Regions from separate parts of the Homo sapiens genome. Here region 2 is linked to region 1. The links are chromatin contacts, found by Hi-C or POLR2A ChIA-PET in ENCODE. All regions are on one chromosome and are shown on one strand. The core of a region is the stretch at or near the end of the contact, and the rest is flanking DNA. Distances in the headings are between cores, read along the strand shown.

Region 1 (5,633 bases), core at 2,900-5,399:
TATCCCTGGAGTTGCAGATGTCATAGTACAGAAGATGCTGTGGGGCCTTCCCCTCCTGGCGTAGGTACCAGTGGATGTAGAAGGCATTTTCTACAGGAAGATCACAGGTGATTACAGCAGATGACCCCATCTGCCTGGTGCCTGACTTTATTTTCGCTTCCAAGTTAGTAGATATCTGACTGGCTGCAATGGGAACAACATAAAATATAATGAGGTATTCCTTAGTATGGCGTCCCTTGCTAAAGAAGAAAAATCCAAAACAAAACCCAACCTGTGAGCCTCTCTGTAGGCAGCACACTTACCAAGAGACAGGAAAGCTAGAAGCAGGGCTAGGGCCCACCACATGCCTTCGTCTCTGGGGTCTTGAAAGAAAGGGCCCAGATGAACAGGAGCAGAAGATCCTCTCAAAACTCAGGTCCCACTCAACAAGGAAGTGATCCCTAGCACAGAAGGCAGTGGGGAAGGCTGGTCTTCCTGAGTCACAAGCAGGGAGAAGTGACTGAGGATGTGTCTTAGGGGACTCCCACGCCTTCCTTCCAGAAGGGTGGTGCCTGGGAGGACCTGCAGAGGAGCTCCTGCCTCTCTGCTCAGGCCAGTTCTGCAGCACCCTCTGTGGCAGCTGAGAGCAGGCCCTCTGCAGAAGAGAGCCAGGGGCATGGAGAGTTCAGGCCTCCAGCAGAGGGAGTGCAGATATGGGGAAAGCTGACCCCTGGAGTCAGCAGGCCCAGCCCTAGGAGGGGGCAGTCCCACAGCAGGCTCACACCCTGCCCTTCAGAGTTGCAGCAGCTAATGCTGATGCCAGGACCTTGTCCTGCCAGGAAGCCTCTGATTAGGGCTGTGAACCAACTTCCTTTTCACATCTGCAAGGACACTTGGAGGCAACTGCCCAAGGCCACTCTGAGGAGGGTTGAATGTTCTTTATTAAAAGGACTGAGGATCATGTGTGTTGGTGGGCCTTGGACTCTGCTCTAAGGTAAATGTGTGTGTGTGTGGCGGGGGGCGGGGGGGGGGGTGCCTGTAATCCTGTGGGTGTGATCTCTTTATTAGACAATTTTTGTTCATTAAAGTAGGAGTGTAAGTTTGTTTGTTTGCTTGTTTGTTTTTAAAGTAGTACTGGGTGCCATGTCATGAAATATTTGGAACATACTTGAACTAAAAACTTGTTATATATCTGAACTTCCAAATTCCCTGGGTATTGTATATTTTATTTGTCATCCCTACCCTCAGAAAGCAGACTAATATCTGCAGTGCACCTGGATTCACAGATGGAAATAAGGGGACAAAACAAGTACAGTAATATAATTGTGAAAATTCAGTAGGGCATGCACAGATTACCACCACCTCTGTAAGAAGTATATAGAGACACATGTTTGAAATATGCATAATGAGATGTAGAACAATGTCTCTCTTGGTTGTTGTGTTGTCCTAGCTCAAATTTTGCAGTTTCTGCTGTCATCACAGCTGGGAATGAGAAAGGGAAGGGGCTCCAGTTGGTCTCCCTCTGCCTCTGGAGCACACGTGGAGGACATGAGGCTTCCGCAGGAACAGCTCTGAAAGCTGAGTTCTCGGGTCCCTGTGAAGGAGGGAAGCTTGCCTGCCTTGGAGCGTGAAAAAGTCTTGCTGGACAGAAGTCTCACGGTTTAAAACTGGGAAGGGAGAGGATTGAGATCACACTAGAATGCACAGAAAATTCTTAAAACAAAAAAATGAGAGAAACTTCATCAGAATGTGAAAAGAACTATAAAGCTACAGTGCTGAAGAGAGGGCAATACTGGCACTAGAATGAGAAGATTCATGGAACACAGTGGAAAATGCAGTAAGAGAGCTGCATGTATGTAATATTTTATCATGTGATAAAGTGATATATTAATATTCACAAGGAAATAGTCAATTATTTAATAAGTTCTCTTTTTGGTATTGACTTACTGTATGGAAACAAATATTGTTGCATTTCTACCTTACTAGTTACAAATAGTGATTTAGTTGTAATAAAATGAAAATCATTAGACTTAAACGATGATGAATTGCATAGAAGTTCTAGGTGAGATTGGCCTTTCTAAGCCTGGCATCAAACTAGACACCCTAGAAAAATGGACAGATATTATTTTATTTTTCAAAGTTCAATTCACCATAGGTGCCAAATGTAAATAATAACACATGAGGAGTAATATCTTCAACACATTGGATAAAGGGTCAGTATCTCTAAAATAGTATATATTAATTCTTACGAACCAATAAGAAAAAATTAATCCTCCAAAAGGAGAATAGGCAAAGAGTATCACAAGGCGATTCTCAAAAGAAGAACTATAAATGACCTATAACGTTGTCAAATATTGCTAGTACTCCTAAAGATGGGGGAATGCAAATCAAATTAACAAATCTCATTTTCAGAACCACAGAGCTTGGATTGCCATCATTATTAAATTAAAGTATATGACTTAGGGAATGTTAATTAACCCCCCAATTTCTTATGTTACATTCAACGGTACTTTAAACCCTTAATGAAGTTTCTGTGTAGATTAAATAAAATGTGCATGCAATGTGCTTAGTACATTAACTACCAGAATGTCAGCACCCATATGTACCATCAATATTATTATTATCATTATTCATTTTTTTGAGACAGAGTCTCACTCTATTGCCCAAACTGGACTGTAGTAGTGTGATATTAGCTCACTGAAACCTTCACCTTCCTGGCTCTAGAAATTCTCCTGCCTCAGCATCCAAAGTAGCTGGGATTACATGTGTGCGCCACAACAGCCGGCTAATTTTTTGTATATTTAGTAGAGACAGGGTTTCACCATGTTGGCTGAGCGGGTCCAAATCTCCCGGCCTAAGTGATCCTAATGACTGGACTGGCCAAATGCTGGGATTACATGCATGAGCCACCGGGCGTGGCCAGTATTATTGTTATTAATACAGTAATTATTGTATAAAAATTCCTGATGGATCAATGATGCCATCATTAAATAATCAACACATAAAAACATTCAAATAAATGATATGGACGTCTTTATGCATACTTATGAAGTATGTGCACCTTTAGAAGTAAGACACACAATCCAGACACAGGAAAATATAAGATTTATTAAAATGTATAAAAACCAAATATCAGAATGAAAATATAAATATGGCATTGAAATAGAAACAATACATACTCTGCTATGACAAACAGAGTGAAACAGCTCAAGTGAACTGACAAAAATATTGTTACCTGTAGTGTCAGGGAGAAAAGAGGAACAAGAAATCTACAATGGAAGCTAAAATCTTCAAATGCATCACCTTTTATGATTTTGACTTCAGTTCCATGTAAATATTTTATATATACAAAACAGATTTGAAACAAAACAAAGTAATACAACAAATTTCCAAAATGTAAAAATGAAAACTGAACAGTTAAACTAGCTGTATAAATGTTGGCATGAACAAATAGAGAAAAATTATTTCAAATGATTTTGTGGAAAAAGTATTCTCATTATGTACCCAAAAAGGAAAGAAAGAGAGAGAAAAACAAGGAAGGAAGGAGGAAAACAAGGAAGGAGAATGGATGGAAGGAAACAAGGGAGGAAGGGAGGAAAGGATGGATGGAGGGAGGGAGTTAGGGAGGGAGAGAAAAATAAAAACAAGCAAAGAAGTAAGAAAAAAGAGAGAGAGAATAAAAGGGAGGGCAGAGGGAGAGAATGTTCAACTGCATACCTAGGCCTAGTGTTTTAGTGGTCATTATACTATTGCTTATATTGTTATAGACATAAGGAATAAGCACCACTCTCAGCTGTGATCTCTGGACCATGACTGGATAAATGATTCAGTATAAATAACCTTCCTATTTGCTGTCCAAAATATCTAGATTCGCAGCTGGACCCTAGTTGTACCTGTCTGTCATAGGAAGCAGAGTGAGTGGGCCTCCCCCATGTCCTAGGAGAGCTGAGAGAACCTTACTCTCAGCCAGGCTGCTTAACTGAGGCCCGGAGATGGCAGCTTGATCTTCAGGAAAGTTGTGGGGGAGGGGTAGGGAACAGGGTGCAGCTGCTGCCAGGACAGTGTGATATTAGGAGGGAGATCAGGAGTTAAGCTGTCTTTCTCTTGTTCAGAATACAGTAAATTTGGTGGCAGGAAATGAGAGGGGGCGGCTCTATCTTGTGTACCAGAGGCAGCCACAAGGCAGATGTTCAGTGTGGTGTAGGGCAGATCTGAATCACTGTGCCTGCCCCAGGTGGCACAGTAATAGACCCCAGAATCATTTTCAATTAGATTTTGCAGTCTCAAATTCCAGCTCCACCTCCTCGGTGTATGAGTATAATACTTTCCAAGACTGAGACCTGATTCCAACACATCCCTTGAGTTGGAGACATCATAGTGCAGAAGATGCTGTGGGGTCTTCCCCTCCTGCTGTAGGTACCAGTGGATGTAGACGGCATTTATTACAGTAAGGTCACAAGTGATTTCAGCAGATGACCCAGTCGGCCTGGTGACTGACTTCATTCTCCCTTCCAAGTTGGAAGATTTCTGACTGGCTGCAATGGGAAAAACATAAAATATAATGAGGTATTCCTTTGTATGGCACCCCTTTCAAAAGAAGAAAACAAAACAAAACCCAACCTGTGAGCCTCTCTGTAGGCAGCACACTCACCAGGATACAGGAAAGCTAGAAGCACCGCTAGGGCTCACCGCATGCCTTCCTTTCTGGGGCCTTGGAAGGAAAGGGACCAGATGAAAAGGAGTAGAAGATCCTCTCAAAACTCAGGTCCCACTCAACAAGGAAGTGATCCCTAGCACAGAAGACAGTAGGAGGAGCTGGTATTCCTGAGACACAGGCAGAGAGAAGTGACTGAGGATGTGTCTTAGGGGACTCCCAAGCCTTCCTCCCAGAAGGGGTGGTTCCTGGGAGGACCTGCAGAGGAGCTCCTGTGTCTCCTCAGGCCCTTTCTTCGGCGCCCTCTTGTGGCAGCTGAGAGCAGGCCCAGGGCAGAAGGGAGGCAGGGGCATTGAGAGTTCAGGCCTCCAGCAGAGGGACTGCAGATTTAGGGGAAGCTGACCCTGGAATTAACAGGCTCAGACCTTGGAGGGGGCAGTCCCACAACAGGCTCCTACCCTGCCCTTCAGAGTTGCAGCAGCTAATGCTGATGCCAGGACCTTGTCCTGACAGGAAGCCTCTGATTAGGGCCCTGAACCAAGTTCCTTTTCGCATCTGCAGACACATGGAGGCAACCACTCAAGGCCACTCTGAGAAGGGTTGAACGTGCTTTAAATTAAAAGGACTGAGGATCATGTGTGTTGGTGTGTCTTGGACTCTGCTCTAAGGTAAATGTGTGTGTGTGTTGGGGGGGGTGAGTTGTGCCTGTAATCCTGTGTGTGTGACCTCCTTATTAGAGGATTTTTGTTCATTAAGTAGGAATGTGAGTTTGTTTGTTTGCTTGTTTGTTTTTAAAGTAGTACTGGGTGCCATGTCATGCAACATTTGGAACATACTTAAACTAAAAACTTGTTATTTATCTGAACTTCCAATTCTCTGCGTATTGTATATTTTATTTGTCATCCCTACCCTCAGAAAGCAGACTAATATCTGCAGTGCACCTGGATTCACAGATGAAAATAAGGGGACAAATCAAGTACAGTAATATTATTGTGAAAAT
Region 2 (5,633 bases), core at 886-3,385, 1.3 Mb after region 1:
AATTTGAGGTTGTCTTTCATTGCGTTCCTATTGCTGACTCTTCTTGAAGTCATCCTCCTTCTAGCTCTCCATTCAGCAGATATTTGTGCAACCCACCATCCTCAATCCTCAGCCTATGGCCAGCTTAACTGTTGTCAATGATTAAATTTAAAATATTTTTATTGGAATGGAGCAATTCCTACAGAATAAAAAAGAAAAAAATTAAAATATTAAAATATAAACATAGATAATATTTCATTTTATGAGTTAATGATGCTATACTATTAATAGTTACCACTGTTACATCCAGTTTCTGCTAAACCTGACCTTTAGGGTCCTTAGAAGACCATTAAACATTAGAATATTGGTCTATGGATGGACACATATCACCATATTGGGTTTTTTAATGCAGTATTTCAGTAATTTTCCCAAGTAAAGGCAGGGAGAAAGGAGAAGTGGTTTTGAAACTGTGCTCAATGACGTAAGACTGCAGTCAGCTTGGTTATGGTCATCTAAACCTGTGGTGTTTCCAACTTCAGCCCAGCTCCTCCCTAGAGCTCTAGACCCATATAGCAACCACCATTAGACAGCACCACTCTTACTTCACTCATCAACTCCAAAACTGAACTCATTTTTTTTCTGCAAAAATGTCCCCTCCCAGGACTCATCCTAACTCTTCCTTATCTTATTTAGTAAAATACACCCTTATCCTGCCCCTCCCTCAAAGCAAAACAAGGCATCATCATTGCCTCTTCCATTCTCCTATCTGGCAGCTGCCCCTAGCAACCAATTACCAGTTGATATGGCCTCTTGAATATTTTAGGAATCCATCTCCTTTGGATGCTCACTACCATTCACACAGGGTCCTTAAGTTTTCTCTTACTGGCTTCTGCAATGGCCCCCTTGTGGGCTCTCTGCTTATCCTTCTCTGCCCCCCCACCTCCACCCCCCCAAGTTATCTGTTCTCTACCAACAGAAGAATAGCTTAAATTGTAATCTGTCCACTCATTGCCTCACCAAGGCATAGACGATTCGTGATTTGGCTCCTGTTTTCTTCTCCAGCCTCATCTTCTTCAGCAACCTAAGTTTGAACTTCAAGACCTGTAATTATTACTCATTCTTCTCAACAAATTATTTGTCCCCGTGCTGCATCTCCTTTCTGTTCGGATCCGGATTTGCCATCCCACCCCTATTTTTGTAGTAGAAAATGCCTATTTATCTTTAAAACTCTAACCTACGTTAGTAAAGCTATCCATTCTTCACGCTGTACATCTTGATAAACCATACTTCCAATAGCAATGATTTGCTTTCATGTATGTCTGCCCACTAGACTGGACATTCCTTGAATGGCTCATACCAGGAATATAGTTGGTACTCAATTTGTGGGGAGCAAAGAGAGATAAGCGAATAAATGTCAAGACATAAGAATCTGTAGCTGCTAACTTAAATTTACGGATTTAGTGAAACTACTTCTCACAAGCTACCAAATCACAGTGCCATGGGGCCGCAAGATGATCTCAGTGCCACACCGACACCTGCAGAGTCGCAGGGGGGTCCGACACCCCTCAGAAAGAACTCGCAGACCGTCCGAGAAAGCGAATTCTCCAGGGGATCAGCAGTTAGATGAGGCCCAGGGCAGCCACGAGACCCTCCAGCCAGGGTAGGCGGCTGACCCGCCTCCTGGGATTTGGCCCGTGACAAGCCACGTCGCCAGCTCCGCTCTGAATACCCCCGGCCACGCCACACGAGCGGCCTCAACCCTGAGACGCCCAGGGAACATGAGCTGACCCTCTAGAAGCAAGATGGCGGCCTCCGCTCTCCCCTCCTTCCCCCAAGAACCCCCTCCTGGTCCCCAAAAGAAAGACAAGGACACCGCGGCAACGACGCCGAGATCCGGGAACCTCCGCGAGGCCCGCGGCCACTCCCGAGCCCCCGGGAGATGACTTCACCTCGCGGAGCTCAGAGAGCCGGGGGTGGGGCCGTCGGAAAGACAGCGCGGACAGCCCTCAGCTTGCAGGGGGCGGAGGCCGGGCAGCCTGCGCCCTCCGAGCCACTGTTCTGCGGCCCAGGCCCATGATCACCCTCCTCTCAGCCCACGGACAGGAAGTCGCTCCCCAGCTGCCCCGCCCCGCTCCCCAGCGCCCCGGAAGTGATCTGTGGCGGCTGCTGCAGAGCCGCCAGGAGGAGGGTGGATCTCCCCAGAGCAAAGCGTCGGAGTCCTCCTCCTCCTTCTCCTCCTCCTCCTCCTCCTCCTCCAGCCGCCCAGGCTCCCCCGCCACCCGTCAGACTCCTCCTTCGACCGCTCCCGGCGCGGGGCCTTCCAGGCGACAAGGACCGAGTACCCTCCGGCCGGAGCCACGCAGCCGCGGCTTCCGGAGCCCTCGGGGCGGCGGACTGGCTCGCGGTGCAGGTGAGCGATGCCCGCTCGGGCCGCCCGGGGAGGGACTGGGGCCACCCGGGCGGCGGCGGGGGTGTGTCCGGGCGGCGGCGGGCCGAGGCCCTGACGCGGGTTCGGGCTGCCGAGATTGCACATCCCACGTTCTGCCCGGGGACGAGCTGCGAGATGAGCCCGGCTGGAATCCGGGGCACCGCGTTCGCCGCTGTGGGGCGAGTGAGCCCCCGAGAGTGAGCGGCTGCGGAGAGGTCCCCTGCGCCCGGCAGCCGGTCTCAGTTGGCCTCGTCCGAAGGTCACCCCGCACCTTTCGTCCACGGCGCCCAAGTTCCCGCCCGGGCGGTGCCCGCGACCTGGGGCAACCCGCTGCCGCCGCAGTCCCCGCGCCTCACTCCACCCCTCTCCCCTCCTTCCCTTTCTTTCCACTCCTTGCCTGTGCTAGAGCCGCTGCTTTTTAAGCATCTCCGCCAGGGTTTTTTGTTTGTTTGTTTTGTTTGTTTGTGTTTTTTTTTTTTTTTGCCAGTTAAAGGAATGGTTTTTCAGACTTAAAGTCATTAGACTCTCCGCACTGAACTGAATACCTGGCCTTGGGCGCTTGCACAGCTTTAGCCCATTTTCAGGTAATCTAGCTTCTAATATGAGGAAGAGAATACATTTTGGGAGAGAGGTGTTTCCTCTGTGGTTCGTTTCTGAAAGATTTCCAGAAGTGGAAGATGTGATTGGCATGCTTTAGCCTGGATATATGTGTTTAAGTAGACGGGGGTGACGGCACACAGGGGTGGCAGTGTTGTTTCAGGATTTAGGGAGAATTAGGGAGTTAACTGGCCTGTGCTCGGAAACCTGAATGTCCAGACTTGTAAGAGCTCATCCAAGTGTGGCTGAGGTAGTGTGAGAAGTCCCGTGCCACGCCCTACGTGTCAAGCTGAAAAGCACCTAATTTACAAATTGTGTGGTGTGGGGGGGGAACAACCTTTATAAAACATGTATCATAAGTTAATTCTTTTCCAGAAAGTAAATTGCAACTTTAATCATATTCCAGAAATTGGATAACAGATTTCATTGGTAAACTCTTACAGTATGTTTATTAATGTATTTCAGTGTGTCTTATTAGCTCATGTTTTTCTGTCTCTGGTAATACAATATTATTCTAAACCGACTCCTGTATTAAAATAATACACTATTATTGTGAAGTATTATCTGACAACACCGTTTTTTGACCTTGGATTTCTTTAGGGCAGGAGCCATGTCCTACTTATGACTGTTTCTATGCAGTATGCCTTGAACATAGAAGCTGTTCACACATTTCTGCACTGAATGAATGAGTGTATAGGTTATCTCACAGTCACCATCCAGGAGTTGCTTATTTTTGTTGGGCTAGGCTGTTTGTTTTGTTTTAGGTTCTTGCCACTTACAGACTTTACTTCGTGTTTCATTCTTCAGCAGTCAGAGTTCTTTGCCTTCCAAAACTATCCTCCTCTGAAAGGTTAAAATTATATTAAAATTGTGCTGGGCATTATAACTTGTATTCTAGTGTTAAATGCTTACTACTTGAGCATATTCAGAGTTAGTAGGAAGAGACTGCCTGGTGATACACATCAAGTTTATGTTTGGGGTTGATAACTGTACCCTATCTTAATGAAAAAGAGGAAATTAGGAGTTACCATTGTTTGGATAACGTGGTGCTTCCCAGAATGCTTATAGTGGTTCATTCTTCCCATGAATACACGCAATCCTCTGAAATCCTGATGTGACCTTGGCATGATTTACCAATAGCCTCTTTTACATTTATTTTCCAAGATCCAGATGCTGTTCTCTAGTGTGTTTGCTGAGTGTGCAATAATATGGATCATTTATTTTGAAGCAGTACTTCATTACAACACTTTCTTCACAGGGCTTTCCAAAGGAAGAAAGGGCTAATTATAGAAAAGAATCTTGTCTACCATTTGTGAGGGAATATTTTTGTCTGTAGATGGTTGGATTATTTTCACATTAGGGAGGTTCAAATAAGAAGAAAGTGCTGACGTTTTCTCTCCTCTCCAAGTATGTGGTGGTGGTCCTGCACTGTTTTTCCAAGCTTAGCTTCTACAGAACATAAATACATGTACCAGTGTCAATTCTTGTAGATATGCATATCAGTGTAATATGCATTTGTATTCTTTAGTAGATGAGTGGCAAGGACAATTACTTTTAAAATACTGGAATAAGAGGCTGTGAATGTTAATGAGGAAAAAGACTATGATTTTGAAGGAGACAGTTTATGATTTTCATTGTTTTATAAAATATTTTAACTCTTAGACACTAAGGAGAGGGAAGCCAGCAATTTCTTACCTCAGTGACATTACCACTATACAGAGGTTAGATTTTCCTTCTTTAATTCAGCAACCCTCTTGGTAATAAGAGTTCTCATGTGTTGATTGCCTGCCGAGCACTGTGATAAGAGCTTTACTTAAATTATTTCTAATCTCCACAACACTTCTGCAAGACAGGTAGTTTTCCCATACTTTATTAAGGTAAATTGAAGTTATTTGCCAGAGGCTAGGCACCTAGCTTGTGTTTAGTAGAGCCTAGATTTGAAAGTAACAATTGCTGAGAGCACTGAGTATTATTGCAGTTAATCCTAAATGGCTGTGGAAAAGGCAGTTCTGACTGAGCTGGAACTGGAGCTTCAGGAAGGTGAAGATACTGATTCCTCTCTCTTGGACATCAAGTGTGGCCTGGGGTTGCCAGCAGTCCTGGCCAGGTGGCCTCAAGCAGCAGCCATTCTTCTCTTTTATCTTCAGCGTGCCTACAAATACAGTGTTATCACCGTCCATGTGTGCCATGATGGAAAAATGGTTGGGCATTTTTCCCGTGGGTGTCCCGGTAAAGTATTTGGACTCAATTCTGGTGTTTGATTAGTGCTTTTTAAAGTAACAGAATCGTCCCTATTTGAGAGGAATACCATAAATCTATTTGTAGTGACCTTTCCTTGAAATCACATTTTTTTTAGTTCGTTCTTTCACTAATGGAAATGGGGGAGAAGCTATGGGGGACAGTAGAAAGAATGGTAAAAGAAGCAGAGATGTGCTTGGTCTGTTTTTAACCGTTTGAGACCATTAATCATTTTCTCTGGGTTTAAGATGGAGGCTTAAAAGTGGCAGAAGTCTTGTAAGGGTTTAGCTGCTATTCAGTGCTGGTAGAATTCTCTTCCCTCCTAAGCCTGTGCACTTTTTAAAATGCACTTTTAAATAGGCTTAATTTGAAGAATGTGTCCATCTCTCTC

The links. Hi-C counts contacts between places; a loop is a spot of excess contacts on that map. ChIA-PET counts read pairs that join two places held with the same protein, here RNA polymerase II (POLR2A). Pooled maps may share reads with other maps.
Region 2: a map with no recorded cell type shows a loop between it and region 1 (6-fold over the local background). The contact joins the promoter of RALA here to the enhancer-like site in region 1. A Hi-C loop is called at or near these places in 1 of 168 maps with a recorded cell type or tissue (CD8-positive, alpha-beta T cell), 1 of 37 single-sample maps with no recorded cell type and 2 of 50 pooled maps. POLR2A ChIA-PET finds 5 or more read pairs at or near these places in 1 of 52 experiments (OCI-LY7).

What each region holds. Positions count from the first base shown.
Region 1 is chr7:38,340,827-38,346,459 of GRCh38, forward strand. TRG-AS1 (T cell receptor gamma locus antisense RNA 1) reads left to right here and starts at 595. Exons shown (of 4, transcript NR_040085.2): 1 at 595-973; 2 at 5,195-5,301. It also overlaps TRG, the pseudogene TRGV6 and the pseudogene TRGV5P. Within about 2 kb of position 4,150, at least 3 of the 41 ENCODE cell types and tissues checked have a DNase peak (open chromatin) inside an H3K27ac peak, as active enhancers do; they include CD8-positive, alpha-beta T cell and OCI-LY7, where a contact is called at or near this core.
Region 2 is chr7:39,621,437-39,627,069 of GRCh38, forward strand. RALA (RAS like proto-oncogene A) reads left to right here and starts at 2,136. Exons shown (of 5, transcript NM_005402.4): 1 at 2,136-2,389. It overlaps LOC107986785 (a long non-coding RNA gene), which reads right to left and starts at 2,041. Exons shown (of 2, transcript XR_001745175.2): 1 at 997-2,041; 2 at 1-178. RefSeq lists an enhancer at 2,012-2,859 and silencers at 2,186-2,695, 3,290-3,339.